Linked DNA regions of Homo sapiens: region 2 is linked to region 1. A link is a loop called in an ENCODE intact Hi-C map of the cell type or tissue named here. Cell type or tissue: heart left ventricle. All regions are shown on one strand.

Region 1 (8,000 bases):
ATGTCCCTCAAATGCATTGTCCTTAAAATAAAAGCAGAGTCATCAAAAATTTAACGAGATGGCTGGGAGGAAAAATTGGGCCACAACATAGTAATTCCATTTGGAAAAACTCAAAGATTTTTCAATTTAACTCAGATGTTTATGGAGCAACCAAGTAGGTCTTGGTATAGTAAAGCAGACAAGGTTTCTACCCTCAAGGAATCACAGCCAAATTGACAACCCCCAAGCCAATGTTTCTTTCAATGTAGCAGTTAGATCATCAGCGTGAGATTCATCTTGGAAGTTTACTAAAATACAGATTTCTTCGTTGCATCCTGACTTCCTGAATTAGAATTTCTGGGTTAGCAGGGCCCAGAGATCTGTGTTTTAAAAAGCCACCCCAGTGATTCTTATGCACCAGAAACTTTGAGGTCCTTTGCCTTACACTCATGACTAGCCATATTTTTATTTCCAGATCTCAACACAAATAACGTTCTAGTAGCCCACCTGCTGATGATGAGGAACAGATTAAGGGGCAAGTTTTGTCATCACTACACATTTCCTGGGCCTCTAACATGCAGGAAATTACAGCTGACTTCGCCTGAAATTGCAGAGCAAAAATACATTCAATCAAAAGCTCCTCTCAGCTCCCATACCACAGAAGCAACCCATAGAGGAAAAGACAGCAGTGTGACTTGAGGAGAGGACCAGAAATGGTCCCAGATTCACATGAAGACGTCTCTGTTGCAGATTGAACCCATCTCTTCTACCTCCCACAGCACTTCGTTTTGAAACAAGTATTTGGACTATGTGTGTTGAACTGAATGAGGATGCTTGCTCAGCGATGTTGAGTGACCTGTTCATGCTACAAGAATTTTAATCTAAGATATCTTAACTCCAAGTCCAAGGTTGTTAGAAGTTTCCAATTTTAGAAGAACTTTTCATGAGGCCCATATGCAAGGACGTAATATCTCAACTGGAGCAGAAGGATTTCAAGCCCTGTCACTGGGAAGAGCTGTGATGTGTTACAGGTCATCACCCAAGCCTTGGGTCACAGGCCTGACCCTGCTGGTTACTAACTAGGTGGCCTCAAGCATGTTACCATTGTCCACACAACTCCCCAAGCTAGACATCCAGGCATTGTCCTTGATACCTTTTTCTCTGTCACCCTCTACATGTAAGCCATTCTTGAATCTGAATATCTTCAAATTGGTAGATCTCTCTCTGCCTCCACTATCATCCTAGTCCTGAACTACTGAAAGAACTTTTAACTGATCACTGCCCTTCGATTTTTGCCATTCATCCCAATGCATTCTCCCCACAACAGCCTAAGTCATAGCATGTCACTCCTTTACTTAAAACCTTCAACAGTTTGCCACTTGTCTTAGGACAAAACAAAATCTCCTACTGCTGTCTACAATATCATACCTGGCTTAGGTCCAGTTTACCTATCCAGACTCATCCTCAGCCACTCTACACCTTGATTTCCAGGCTCCAGGCACATTGGTGTTTCTGTCTTTGCAAAACTCCATGCTCAGAAGCCTTCATATAGTTTGGTCCTTCCCAGGAGAGCACTTTTCACATACTAATTCACTCACTTAACTCCACTCATTCTTCAGATCTCAGTTCATTATCATTGCCCTCGGGAACCTTCCTCATCACTCGTGCCTCTTCCTCCCCACCACTACATCAGTTCCTCCTGCTACACGCTCTCATAACTCCCCACACTTACTGCAGTTTGCAATTATATATTGCATGGTGATTTCCTGTCTTATCCACTAGAGTGTGAACTACATTAGGGTGGAAACCACGTCATTTTTATCTACCACCATCTTACCTGCAGCATCTGAGCACAGATTCTGGGACAGAGTAAAAACAATAACAACAATGGTGCTATTGCTGCTGCTAGTGGCTATATTGAGTGCCCAGAATGTGTCAGTCAACAAGAGCCAAGTGACATCCCTGAGAGTTACAACATTCCATTGTAGACTTAAGGTCCATCTTAAAATTTCTTTTGAAGTATGTATTCTAGCTCATATGATGGACTGTTTTGTTTCACCTTGAAAATATATTATTTACTGTTTTTCCATGATGTTAAGTGGTGTAGATAGTCGTAGATTCTCCATACCTAACCAGCGATTTTGCCTACTCTCTCACCCAGGGGTACCCATGCCCTGTTTGAGATATAGAAGTAGAAAAAGTGACACAGAATTGGGTGTTTTGAGAAATTAAAATGGGAATTCTTATCCTGCCACTTACTAGCTGCGTGACCTTGAACAAGTATCTCGAGCTCTCTGATCCTTGGTTTCTTAACAGTAAGAGGGGACTCCTACATCTGATTTCCATTGTGAAGATCGAATGAGATAAAATACATAAAGTACATAACAGATTCTTAACAGATAGTAGCTTACTTTATCTGGAGTGAGGGAAGAAAGAAAAAGAGACGTATAGAGGAAGAGAAGGGGTGGCTGATGTATCAGGAACAACCTTGGCAGTTCAGTATTTTGAAGCTTGAGGAAGGTGGCATTCCAAGAATAAAATAACTTTGAACGTTATCAACTGGTTCAAAGAGTGTGGGGACAAAGGCATCTGAGAAACATCTGGAATGGCATTTCAGTTGTTTAGCTGTGACCTGGAAGAGCAGTGGGAGGAGCCTGATGATGATGATGGAGTCCAACTAACCTGCAGGTGGAGAGTGAATTGGAGGTGGGGGGAAACCTAGATCATTGGTAAGGAAGAAAAATGCCATGGTATGGCAAACAGCAAGGCTGGAGAAAGTCATGAGAATGAACTTACAACTGACTACGCAAAATTCAGAAAGATCTCGAAGAGCTAACGGCAATAGAACCTGAATGAAAAATCCATTCACAGGTCATTTTATTGGTTATACTCATGTGCCTTGCAGTTTTTTTTTTTTTAGTCAAACCTTAAGAGAATCATTATTGCAGATTTCTTACATTGTTGCGCACACACATACACACATGCACACTATGATTCTGTGGTCAATAAAAGTGTAACAAATGCTGTGTTTAAGTAGAATTGGACAGAACATGGTTTCTTTATTGTATTGTAAATCTCCAAAACAAAAATATGTGCCATATTCTAGAATTAGTATACAATGGAAATTTTTTGCCTCAAAATATTTCCTATAACTTGTGTTTGGAATACACTTTTAAACACTTCCAACTTAAGCAACTAGCTGCAATCATTTTAAGACATCTAGTGTACTGCAACAATTCTTCAGCATACTGAAATCCTCCAGCATCATAGCTCACATATTCACAAACATGGTAAGGTCCATAGAATCCTTAAGCTGGTAAAAGATCTCTTATGTCTAAAAACATCTACAACTCTCTACAAATGTGTTATTTTGGATAAAATTACAGTATACAACCAAGTTGATGACAGCGAAGTTTTGTTGTAATAACTATACTGATAGCAATTATATTTTTAATCATTGGGATCAAGAGTTGAAATAAGGTTAATATCAGGTCTTCCAGGTAGGTGCTTAGCGGAAAAAAAAACATAATTTTTTAAAACCCAGCAGGGAACATTGAGAACATATCACTTCCAGCTACTCATCTCATAAACGCCTAGATTTTGTCCTGAAAGACTTTGCCATGGAGAGCAATTTGGGATGCCAGTAAGCACCTGTGAAAATGTTCAGATGAGGAGAGGTAAGAGTAGTTGAAGGAAGGACAATTTCCATTTGCTACCAGGACAACAACTGAAGACATTTTGACCACAGCTGGCTCTCATTGGGTCTTCATTATAGAAGACAACTCTTTTGTAGAGTTGGAGTGGAATTCTTTTTATTTAGGATTTCTTTCTTATGCAAAATTTATTGTGATCGATTTATTTAAAATCAATGAATCTATTTAAAATTCAAAAGCCAAAACCTTCTTTCTACTGATTTTGAGTACTATGGGAAAAACTTAGGGGTCTTGTTCTTTCTGAAGGCAAGGACTTGCTACTGATCTTTTCTTTGATTATTCCCATTTATCAATTCTAGAGCATGGAAATTCCCATGCTCTCTTAAGTACTGTAGAGCTCATCTCCTCTAGCCAATCACAAGAGTGATAAAATGATAATAATCCACCAAACAAGTTAACACATTCTCTGTGACCTCAGCATGTTTTTAAAGCCTGTTTTGAAAGAACTCTGAGACAGGCAGGGCAGAAAGGCATTGACATCACTTCTGCACTTGGCTGAGGCACAGCCCTTAACAAGAGGACAGCAGCCTTTTCCTGTCAAAGCCTGAAGCCACAGCAGTGGTGAGGAGGCTATGTCAGAGTCCTGCCAACAGCTGGCTGGAGTCAAAGGGTGGGGCAGCTATACAGAGGCCAGGGCAACTGTGCTGACTTCCTTGGTGGCTGGGGAAGTGGCCTGTACCCGCCTTCAGCAAACACCCTGAGTTTACCCCAGGTGACTGCCCTCTCTCTCCTTCCACACACAGCATTAGACCACCAGGGGCACCTCTCTTACCCCTAGGAGACAGGGGCCACGAGGCCCCACGAGTCCTCAGCATCTCCTGCCTGGACCACTGCAAGAACTTTTTAAATAGTCTCCCTTTGACTTCTCTCTCCTTCTCCCATCCGCCTTTTATGTGACCTCTCTAAAGCAAACTTAGAATGTGTCATTCATTAGCTTAAATATCTCCAGTTGCTCCCCATTGCCAAGGGTGTAAAATTCATTCTTAATCTGCAATAGAAGAAACTTCTCATCATGGCCCCTGCATTTCTCTATAGTTTCACCCTGCATCTCTTCTTTACTACTCATGATGTGCCAGCCCCACCAAATCCCACAAGGTTTCCAAGACAATGATGCCCTTTTGCAACTCAGTGGCTCTGCTCAGCTGTTCTACCTTGGGTCTCCCTACAACATGTCCCTATGGGGAACACCATCTCAACCTGCAAGTACCAAGCTCAAAGATCATTTCCATAGTAAATTCTTCACTGAATCTCCCTCGCCACCAAGGACAGAGAGAATTATTCCTTCTTGTGTCCCCAAATCAATTCCTGCACGCCTGTAGGAGAGAGGCAGCAGAGCATCATGCTGAGGGAACATGCTCCCCAATACCCTATCAGGATGCAAAGCCCAGCTCTGCACATGCTCTCTTTGACCTTGTGCAAATTACCTAAACTATGACTCAGTTTCCTCAACTGCAGAATGAGGGGAAGAGTAGTATATACAACATAGAAATAAATGTGCCAAGTACTTTAAGTCCTCAGAAGAGTGCCCCATTGCTAAGTGCTCAGTAAGCACTGGCTATTATTATGACCACTAAAATGTTAATACTGTCACCATATGCTTAGATGTCTCTATCCTTGTCTACAGAAGAGGGTGAGATTTTATCTTGTTCATGTTTATATTCCTGGCGCCTAACTTCCACGTAATAGGCCCTCAATAAATGTTTATTGAATAAGTAGATTATTTTCTAGGCAGTAAAATATTCCCATAACTCTACAGGTTATATCTCTAGCAACTTTATTTCGTTTCTTTGCTCAGTGGGAAGGAAGTCATTACATAGATCCATAAAACGCTGTGTCCTGAACAGAGACTCTAGAAGTCAATTCATGAGTCCTTCATTGACGTGGGAGTTTGGCAGCCTGGTTCTGCCAGGGCTGTCTTTAAAAGAGTCACTTTCAATTCATGTGTTCAGTAAATACCCACTGAATGTTAATCATGTGCTGGGAATTGTTCTAGGAGCTGGGGAAAAGCATTGCACAAGACAGGAAAGATTCCTGTTCTCATGGACTTTGATGGGAGGAAAATAGTGCATTAAATAATAAGAAATGAAAGAAAAAATAAGTGTTAGATAATAGGTATTTGAATTAAAAGGAGGAAATATGCTACAAAGTGTCTGGGAAGGCAACATTTTGAAAAGGAAGTCAAGGAAAGTTTTTTTGGAGGCCAGCAGTAATATTTAGACTTGAGTTTGAGACCTAAGAGAAAAACATTCCAGGAAGAGGCAGCTTCTCTTACAAGAGCCTCATGTAAAACCAAGCTTGGGATGTTCCAGGAATCAGAAGAAAGCCTGTGTGCCTGGAGCTCGGGGAGTGAATGTAGGAGTCATTCCACGTGAGGTCAGTGAGGAAGGCAGGGGCTCCACAGGCCTGGGGAAGAATGGTGGTTTTATTATATATGCAACAGGTGGCTAAAAGGTTTTGAGCAGGAGAATAATATTATTTGATTTACATATTTAAAACCATAGGGAGAATGGATTATGAGGGAAGTGGAGACCAGAATACAAGCAATGAGACCTATTAAGAGGCTATTCATTGATGTAGGTGAAAACAGATGGCACAAGTTCAGATAGTGTCTGTAGACCAGGACCTGATGTATGTTTATGAACTAGAGTCCTGGTGCTGATGGGTTAAATGTAGGGGTGAGAGAAAGAAATTCTAACTTTTCGCCCATGCTGCAGGGGCAGTCCTGTGGGCAACATATTCAACACATAGGACTATTACTCCAGTTCATATGCTAGGCGACAGGGAAGGTCGTCAGTTACTGGGCAGGGACAGCTGGACAAGGTATAGATGGGGTTGGGGGAGGAGGGAGACCAAGATTTCCACCTTCAAAATGTCTAGTTTGAGACACTCAAGTGGAGAAGACATAAAGTTCATATACGAGTTTTGAGTCCAGTAAGAGGAGATCAGAAGTGTGATTATGCAAGTAGGAATCATTTGTATGAGGACAGAATTTAAAGCTATGAGAGTAGATGTGATTCCTAGGGGGAGCATATAGTTGAAGAAGAGAGAAAGTCTCAGTGCAGAGCCCTGGAAAGGCCAGCATTTGGAGCTGGAGTATTGGGGGCCAGGAAAAAGACCGAGAGGAATCAGACAGTACTGGAAGACAAACTCTAGGAGAGTACATTGTCATGGAAGCCAAGAGAAGAAAACAACTCAAGATGGAGGGAGTGATAAACTGGGATCAAATGCTGCCAAGAGGTCGAGTAGAAAAAGGGTTGACTTTGGCAACATGGAAGTCTTTGTTAAAGGGATTAGTTTCACTTTTCATCTCCTGGACCCAATTTGCCTTTAAAAAAAAAAAAAAAAAGGGTGATGGGGGGGGGAGGAATTCTTTTTAAATACTTTTATTAGGCAGACGTACTCTTTCCTTAAAATAAATCATTCAAAGAATCCCAAGATATAAAAGAGAACAAAATCAGAGTTTCTGTATGGAAACAGAAATCTCAAGAACTTACTTAGCCCCATTTTCTTGCCCCTAAGGTTGATTCTAAGGCAGCTTGGGGTAATTCTAGGACTGCCTTGAAGAGAAGACAAAAAACACTGGACTGGAAGCTCTGTAAAGGGCTCTCTAGCCAAGAGAATCTAAGTGGAAAGATGTGAGTAGTTCTTAGCCTGCTGAACAATAGGCCATCTTCTGGTTAGCAGCCTCCTTACATGTGGCTAGATTTTCTGTTGTGAAGAATACAGCATCTCTGCCTTATAGGTAGGAAAGCTTAGGAACTTCTGTAATCATGGTTCCTTCTGGTTTCAGAACTCAATTCCTTCCAGAGTAGGCCACTGGTTGCTTAGGGGTGCACCCATTCAACTGGTTTGCCCAGATCCTGTCACTCAGACACACCTCCAAGAAGTATCCAAAGCCCTTCCTTTGTTGCAAAATGATTCAGTGTCATTTCCATAAAATGTGGGGACCTGAGCAGGTGTTCACACACGCAACCTGTGTATATTAGGAGATGTAAAAGGAGACATTCTTTAAGGATCAAGCTTGCCATAATAAATTTCTGAGTGACTTAAAGGAGTCACCAAGCATATGACAGTTTGCATGGTCCATGTTCATTCAAAGGTGAGCTATATTGCTGCTCTGTCATAAATAATCACAAAAGGGATATTTGAGAGTGGTTAGTGGGAGAAGAGGAATAAAAGACAATGTGAGAGATCATTAGGAAGTACCCAATGAACTGATACAATACAATAAGATTCTTAATTCATGGGATGCCTACTTTGTGTGAGGCACTTTACTGGGCCTGGGAAAAGGTAGGTTAGATCCAAAAA
Region 2 (8,000 bases), 61 kb after region 1:
TTTAAAGATTCCTTACAACCTAATATCTAGGTAAGGAAAGACCTAAACTGATTTTTATAGACGTCAAAAGCCAAGCTTTGTTGGCCCAGTACTAACCAGAGAGTGGCTCCCTTGTCAATACACGGCACTAAAAAGAATGATTCTCACAAGCTGCCTTGTAATAACCCCTCGCGTTTGCAGAGGGCTTTGCAGATGGCAAAATTCTTCATTTGCTTTATTTAATGTGATTCTCTCAACTGCCCCATGAGTTAGATCACAGAGGAGGCTCCAAGAGGCAATGTGTGAATTGTCCAAAAGACACAGCTGGTAAGTGACAGATCCTCCTGGCATCAAGCACTGGTATTCTTTCCAGTGTACCTCAGCTGCCTCCATACTGGCCCAGCTCTGACATCTCTCACTCCTCATGTGGCGTATGTGTAATGGAACTGTTTACCTCGCTTGGCTCTTGCCAAGGTACCTAATGCAATGCTGTTGGTCATGTAGAGGAGTCTCTTACCCCAGCCCTACCACCACCCTAGTAAATTCCTTCCTAGGGAAACACTGGACTTTTGAGAAGCCTGAACTGTTCAACTCTCCCCAGGCATGCTAATGAGTTGTTTTAAGCAGTGTGTGAGTTTCATGTTCAGGAAACCCAGGAGCTCAATGATCATAGCTCAAGTGTACGGAAAGCGAGGTGCCACCCATCTCTCTGCAGACTGCTCTCTACTCACATGTTACCACCTCTTCTGAGTGGCACTTCCACGTGCCTGCAGCCATGCCTCCTTGGGCAGAGATCCCATCAGATTTTACAAGCCACGCAGGGTCAGGCTTGGTGAAAACGTGAATGGGAATGCCCAGAACAATAAAGGCAGCAGGCGGTTTTCCTTGGGAGACGGGGGAGAGCCAAGCCACGTGCTGGCAGCGACGGGGCACCCATGGGGAAGCCACGAGCAGGACAGTAGCTGACACCAGTAACTGGGACTAACTGGGACAGACCTATTGGGATTAGCCCACAGCTTATAAAGACAATTTTTGAAGAAATACTTTGGTTCTGATGACTTTCAAATAGCTCCAGACTGGATTACCAGGATGTGATCCAAGCGAGTAGTAACCATTCTAGAGCAGGGTGCATACAGTTTTTCTGTAAAGGACCAGATAGTAAATATTTTAGGCTTTGCGGGCGCAGTGGTCTTTGTTGCAACTACTCAACTCTGCCACTGTTGGATGAAAGCAGCAGTCAGCAATATGTTAATGAATGAGCCCAGCTGCTTTCCAGTGAGATTTTATTTATAGATACTGAAATTTGAATTTTATATAATTTTTACATGCCACAAAATAGTATTCTCTATTTTTTTTAACTATTTAAAATTATAAAAACCATTCTTAGCTCATAGGTTGCAGAAAAACAGATGAGCTAGGTTTGGCCTGTGGGCTGTAGTTTCTCAGCCTCTGTTTTGTGGCAATGGTTCTCAAACTATAAGTGGTCCTCTTTACTACGGTAAATGGGCCATTGTTTAAAAAATATTTTTAAGCTTTCTCTGTTAAATACTTCTGCAAATTTATATCAAAATTGATCACTATAAAAGGGGAAAAAAGAAAAACAAAAGCTATAAAATGTAAGTCCACTGATGAAATTGCTACCATTATTTCTAATGCACGTTCTCAAGGTAAGAACTTATGTCACTAGGGACTGGACTCACACTTAGAGTGAACCTGTAAATCTAACGTAACTGCTTTCTTGATCTGAAATCAATGACCACATCAGTTATGTACATTATCATCTAGCATGTTGAAGTGCTTAAGGTTTTTGGTTTGCATACAGAGGCAAACAACTCCCCTTCCTGTCTTGTTTACCTGTTCTAAGCAAATCTTTTGTTGCCTGCATCATGGGTTGGCAAAGCCATACTCAATTAAGAGCCATAAGGCTACCATGACAACTATTATGAAAAAGTATTTCTCTGCTTCTACCCCAAGTCTTTCAGTCCCCTTGAAATTTCCACCCACTCACATGGGAGGCCTCATGTGCATCGTACAGGGCTCTGTGGTCTGCTCTTTGCTTCCCTGCCTGCGCTGGTGCCTAGGTCCAGACATCAATCACAGCTTCTATCATTGCCATACCCATGACAGCATGATGCTTGTTCTTCCTTCCTTTCTGGAGATGGCCATTCTGTTCTGCTCTTATGCCACAATGTCCATGCTGCTCTGTACTGTTTCTGACTTGTCTACCAGCCTTCTCAAGCACAGAAAGCCATACACACTAATGCCCTGTGGCTCATTCTCCTGTAGGAATCATAGAAGACCAGTCCTCGGCGTTTTTACTCCCTTGTACTTCAGCTCCATCTGCCTAGGAGGCAGGCTGCCCCAGAAGTGATCTAAGTGGCAGAGCCCAAGCTGTGACCAAACTCCTCAGACTACTCAATGTGTACAAAGCTTGGATGGCCTACTCTATCCTTTCTGATGGTACATTCTTCCACAGGAAGCTCTGGGATTCCTTGTGATAAAATACCTAGTTGGACCCCAAAGGCATGCCCAGGCATTTCTAAATATACTTGAGTGACTATAACTGAGGATAATGCAGGAGTCCACTCAGGACATTGGATTATCCCAGTGGCAAAGAGATCATTTGGTTTGTAAGCTTCCTTATTGGATCCCAGGGAGCACTTACTGGTATACAGAGAGATCTGTGGGGAACAGCAGGCTTGATATTATTTAATCAAAATTTCAACGTATAATTTACATACAATAAAATGCATTCTTTTTAAGTGTACAGTTTGATGTGTTTTGACAAGATGCATACACCTACATACCTAGTAGTCACAACCCCAATCAAGATAAAAAAAAAACTTCCAACAACCCAGAAAGCTTCTCATGCCCCTTTGCAGTCGGTTTCTACCTTCAGTCCCAGCCCATGAAACTAAGGATCTGATTTCTCAGCTCTAGAGTTTAAGGTAAATGGAATCATAGATTCCATTTTTCAGCTTTTTCCAACTTTTTTCCATTTTCCATTTTCCAACTTTTTTCAGCTCTAGAGTTTAAGGTAAATGGAATCATAGATCATCTACTGTATTGTGTAAAGTTTTTTTCACTCAGCATGGTTTTCAGATCCATTCATGTTCTTGCTTCCATCAGTAGTTTGTTTCTTTTCATGTTGAAGAGAATTTCATTTGTATGAATATATCACAATCTGTTTACTTATGTAACAGTTGATTGACATTTGAATAGTTTCCACTTTGGGGGTCCTATGAATAAAATTGCTGTGCATATTCATTTACAAGTCTGAGGTAAGAATATGTATTTCTTTCTTTTTAGATAAAAACCTAGGAGTGGAATTGCTGAGTTTTATGGTAAATGTATGTTCAACTTTATAGAAGAATTGCCAGAGTTTTTCAATGTTCTTTTACCATTTTACATTTCTACCAGCGATGTCTGAGAATTCTGATTGCTCCAAATATCTCACCAACACTTAATATTGTCAGTCCTTTTAGCTTTAGCCATTATAGTGGATATGTAGTGGTATCTCACTGAAATTTTAATTTGCATTTATCTGATGGTTAATGTTGCTATGTGCTTATTAGTTATTCCTATATCTTTTGTGAATTGTTTCTCAAAATTGTTTGCACTTTAAAAAAAATCAGAACTATTTGTCTTCTTACTACTGAGTTGTAAGATGGGTAGGTAGATAGGTAGAAAGACAGGCAGGTAGATACACACACATACACACATACACATCCTGGATATAATGCTTAATTTTTTATGTCAACTTGACCAGATTATGGGCCACATATTTGGCTAAATGATTTCTGGATGTGTCTTTGAGGATGTTTTTGGATGAGATTAGCATTTGAGTTGGACTCTGTAAAGCAGATTGCCCTTTCCAATGTAGGTGGGCACCATCCAATCCACTGAGCACTGAATAGAACAAAAGGCATAGGAGGCCGGGCATGGTGCCTCACGCCTGTAATCCCAGCACTTTGGGAGGCCGAGGTGGGTGGATCACAAGGTCAGGAGTTCAAGACCAGCCTGGCCAAGATGGTGAAACCCCATCTCCACTAAAAATACAAAAATTAGCCAGGCATGGAGGCAGACGCCAGCAAGCCCAGCTACTTGGGAGGCTGAGGCAGAGAATTGCTTGAACCCCAGAGGCGGCGGTTGCAGTGATCCAAGATTTTGGCACTGCACTCCACCCTGGGCAACAGAGTGAGACTCCGTCTCAAAAAAAAAAAGGCAGAGGAAAAGAGAATTTGCTCATTCTGCCTGACTGATTGAGCTGAGACATTGGTCTTAACCTGCCCTTGGACTACGACTTACACCACCAGATTCTTTGCTTCATAAGCCTTCAGACTCATACTGAACTACGTCACCAACTTTCCCGGGTTTCCAGCTTGCAGACAGCAGACTGTGGGGCTACTCAGACTCCATAATCACAGGAGCCAATTCCTCATAATAAATCTCAGAATAACAAATAGTGTATATTATTAGACATATCTATATCTTTATCTGTATCTGCATTTTATTGCTTCTGTTTCTCTAGAGAACCCTGACAAATACATTGGATATAGGTCCTTCATCAGATGTATGTCATATGATTTTTTTTCTAGTATGTGGCTTGTGTTGTCATTTTTAAATGGTGTCTTATAAAGGACAAAAGATTTTAATTTTGATGACATAAATATTTTTTCTTTATGGTTAATGCTTTTTTTGTCTAAGAAATAGTTGCCTACACCAGTGTTGAGAGGGTTTCTCTTATTATTTTTTTCTAAAAGATTTAAAGCTTCACCTCTTATGTCTATGATCTATTTTACATTAATTTGTATTTGTTGTGTGACATAAAGACCAAGGATTTTTTTCATTTTATTCAATTGTTTTAGTCCAATTTATTGAAAAGATTATCTTCTCCTCACTGAATTGCCTTGCTTCCTTTGTTGAAATCAATCAACGATGTATTCTGAACTGCCTAGTCTATTTCATTGATCCTTATGTCTATCCTTATGCCAATATCATATGATCCTGATTATAACTCTATATTAAGTCTTAAAATGAGGTAGAAGATATTCTTCAGCTTTCTCTTTCTCAAAATTGTTTTGGCTAATCTAAGTTATTACATTTTCAAATGATTACATTGGATCAATAGATCAGTTTTAGGAGAATTAAAATCTTACGTCAATTTTTAAAAATAAGGAACACGGTATTTTTTTATATATCTTCTTTAATTTCTATCAGCAATGCCTACTAGTGTTGAATGTAGAAGTCATGTACATATTTTGCTATATTTGTTATTTTATTCTTATAGTTATTGTTATATATTTATAAAAGACTGTATAAGATTGAACAGTAGTGGTAATATCTTTGCCTTATTTCTCATCTTAGAGGAAAAAAATCTAATCTTTCACCATCAATTATTATGTAAGTAGGAGGTTTTTATACATGGTCATTATCAGATTAAGGAAGTACCTTCTATTCCTAGTTTGCTGAGAGGTTTTTTTTTTTTTCATTACAAATGAGTTTTGAATTTTGTCAAATATTTCTTCTGCAAATATTGAAAAAAATTCTCTTTTCCCTTTATTCTGTTAATATGTTAAACGTCTTTACTTGATTTTTGAACTTTAAAGCAATATTATGTTCCTGAAATAAGTCCCACTGGGATATATTGTACTATACTTGTTACATATTGCTTGTTGAATTCAATGTCCTAATACTTTGCTAAGAATTTTTGTGTCTGTGTCTATTAGGAATATTATATAAGGTGCCTGACACTGAAATGAGATTTTCAGTGCTAAAGCTGGGATAAGGCCCAGGAAAACCTAGATTTTTGGTCATCCTAGATATTAGTCTCAAAATACCAGTCCCTTTTCTCATTATATGTTTGACTGGTTTTGGTATCAAGACAATGCTGGACTTATAAAACAAGTTAGAAAGCCTTCCTTTACCTCTTATTTAAAGCATTTTGTACAATTGATATTTTTTTCCTCAATTGTTTGATGGAATTCACTAGAAAAAGCCATTTCTGCCCAGACTTTTCAGATTTTTAATCACTATTTTAATTTTTAGTAAATGTAGGGCTATTTATATTTTCTATTTCTTCTAGTTTCATTTCAGGTAACATGTGAATGGTAGGCATAATGATCGCTTCCCAAAGATGTTAACATCCTGATCTCCAGTACCTGAGAATGTGCTATGTTACATGGCAAAGGGAAATAAAATTGCAGATTAAATTAAAGTTGCTAATGAACTGAATTTGAGATGGCTAAATGTTCCTGGATTATCTGAGTAGGCCCAATTCAATCACAAGTGTTCTTACAAATGAAAGAGGAAAACAAAAGAGAGAAAACCAGAGAGACGGCAGCAAGAAAAAGACAGCTCAATATTGCTGGCTTTGACTATGGAGAAATTGGGCCATGAGGCAAAGAATATAGGTGGCCTCTAGAAGCTGGAAAAGGCAAGGAAGAAAGTAGACTCTTCCCTAGAACCACAAGAAGGAATGCAGGCCTGCTGATACCCTGATTTTAACCAAGTGAGGAACAGTTCAGATTTCAGATCTTCAGAACTCTAAGATAATAAATCTGAATACTGTTTTAAGCCATTAAGTTTGTCATAATTCATTACAACAGTAAAAACTTAATTTGGTGCATTATTAAAGAAATTTATCTGTTCTATGTAAGGTGACAGATTTATTTCTATAAAATGGTTTATAATACAAATTTACTGGTATGAATGTTTGTAGAAACTGTACAGTCTTTTTTATTCCTGATATTATTTGTCTTCCTATTTTTACCTTGATCATTTATGCTTAAAGTTTATTAATTTTCTTGATCTTTTCAAAGAACAATCTTTTGTCTATGCTTACACCATTTCTATTTTATTTATTTCTGTTCTTGCCTTTATTATTTCCTTCCTTCAACTTATTTTGGGTTAATTTTACTCTTCTTTTTCTGGCTTCATAAAATGGAAGTTTAGTTCATTGGTGTAGACTGTTGAAGACAAATCATGATCTCTCATGTTTCTGCACATCTTGCAAGAAGCAGCACTGACTGCCTTGGTTCTACACTATCTTTTTGAAAATAAACGTAGGGAAAACCACCTTGAAAGATAAAGATAGCGAATCCCACCAGAGCAAAAGGCAGGTGTGTCCACTGTTCAATGTAATAAATATAATGTCTCCTTCTGGGGCAAAGTCAGAGAGGCTACTGTCCATTATAAAAGATCCATGTTTCCTGAACTTGAGGTTCTTCTCCTATAACACAACCCACTGCATATTTAGATGTCATTTGGCCCTCTTATTATCACCCTCTGTGAATTGGGATTCAGGGAATCAGTATCAATGCTGGTACTCTAGCTATTGCTCTTGCTGTATATAATCAAGTCCTTTGTCTCTGACCCAGGAGTCTCATGTCTTCTGCCACCATTCAGGAAACTGTGCCAGCTAATTTGTTAGCTTGCAAGTAAAAAAAAAAATCTCAGAACTTTCACAGAACTTACAGAGCTTTCTTCTTCTTTAATATAAACGTTTAAAACTATGAATTTCCCTACAGGTATTGCCTTAGCTGTATCCCACAAACGTTGTTTTTTAAATTATAATTCAGTTCAACACATTTTCTAATTTCTTTGTGATTTCTTTATTGACCCAAGAGTTATCTATAAGCATGTTACTTTTTTTTTAATTGGAGAATTTTCTAGATATCTTCCTGTTACTCATTGATAATTTAATTTTGTTGAGTACAGAAAATATTCTGTAGGATTGAAATCACTTTATATTTATTGAGACTCATTTTGTTGCCCAAAATGTGGCCTGAATCAGTGAACGTTCAATGTGTAATTAAAGGGAAAGTGTATTCTTCCATTGTTGAGTGTAATGTTCTATGAGTTTTATCTACACAAGTTTATAGTGTTGTTTAGTATTTTATAATGTAACTAATTTTTTCATGTATCTCACCAATTACTTAGATAGGAGTATTTAATACTAAAATAACTATGACTCATACTTTTAAAAATTCTATAAGTTTTTGCTTCATAAAGTTCTGTAA

Evidence for each region. A loop is a pair of places that touch in the nucleus more often than their neighbours do. Peaks named below come from ENCODE experiments on the same cell type or tissue, not always from the same donor. Only the 100,000 strongest peaks of a DNase experiment are listed, where the experiment ranks them.
Region 2: a loop joins it to region 1, with 2.4 times the contacts of the local background. A loop is called at or near these places in 6 of 110 quality-filtered maps.

Annotation. Positions count from the first base shown.
Region 1 is chr9:107,973,219-107,981,218 of GRCh38, reverse strand. No RefSeq gene overlaps it. Among named protein-coding and RNA genes, the nearest start is that of KLF4, 490 kb to the right of the region's middle. In heart left ventricle, no CTCF peak of the experiment used is centred here; a DNase peak (open chromatin) is centred at 4,278.
Region 2 is chr9:107,911,723-107,919,722 of GRCh38, reverse strand. It overlaps the pseudogene RNA5SP293. Among named protein-coding and RNA genes, the nearest start is that of KLF4, 430 kb to the right of the region's middle. In heart left ventricle, no CTCF peak of the experiment used is centred here; no DNase peak of the experiment used is centred here.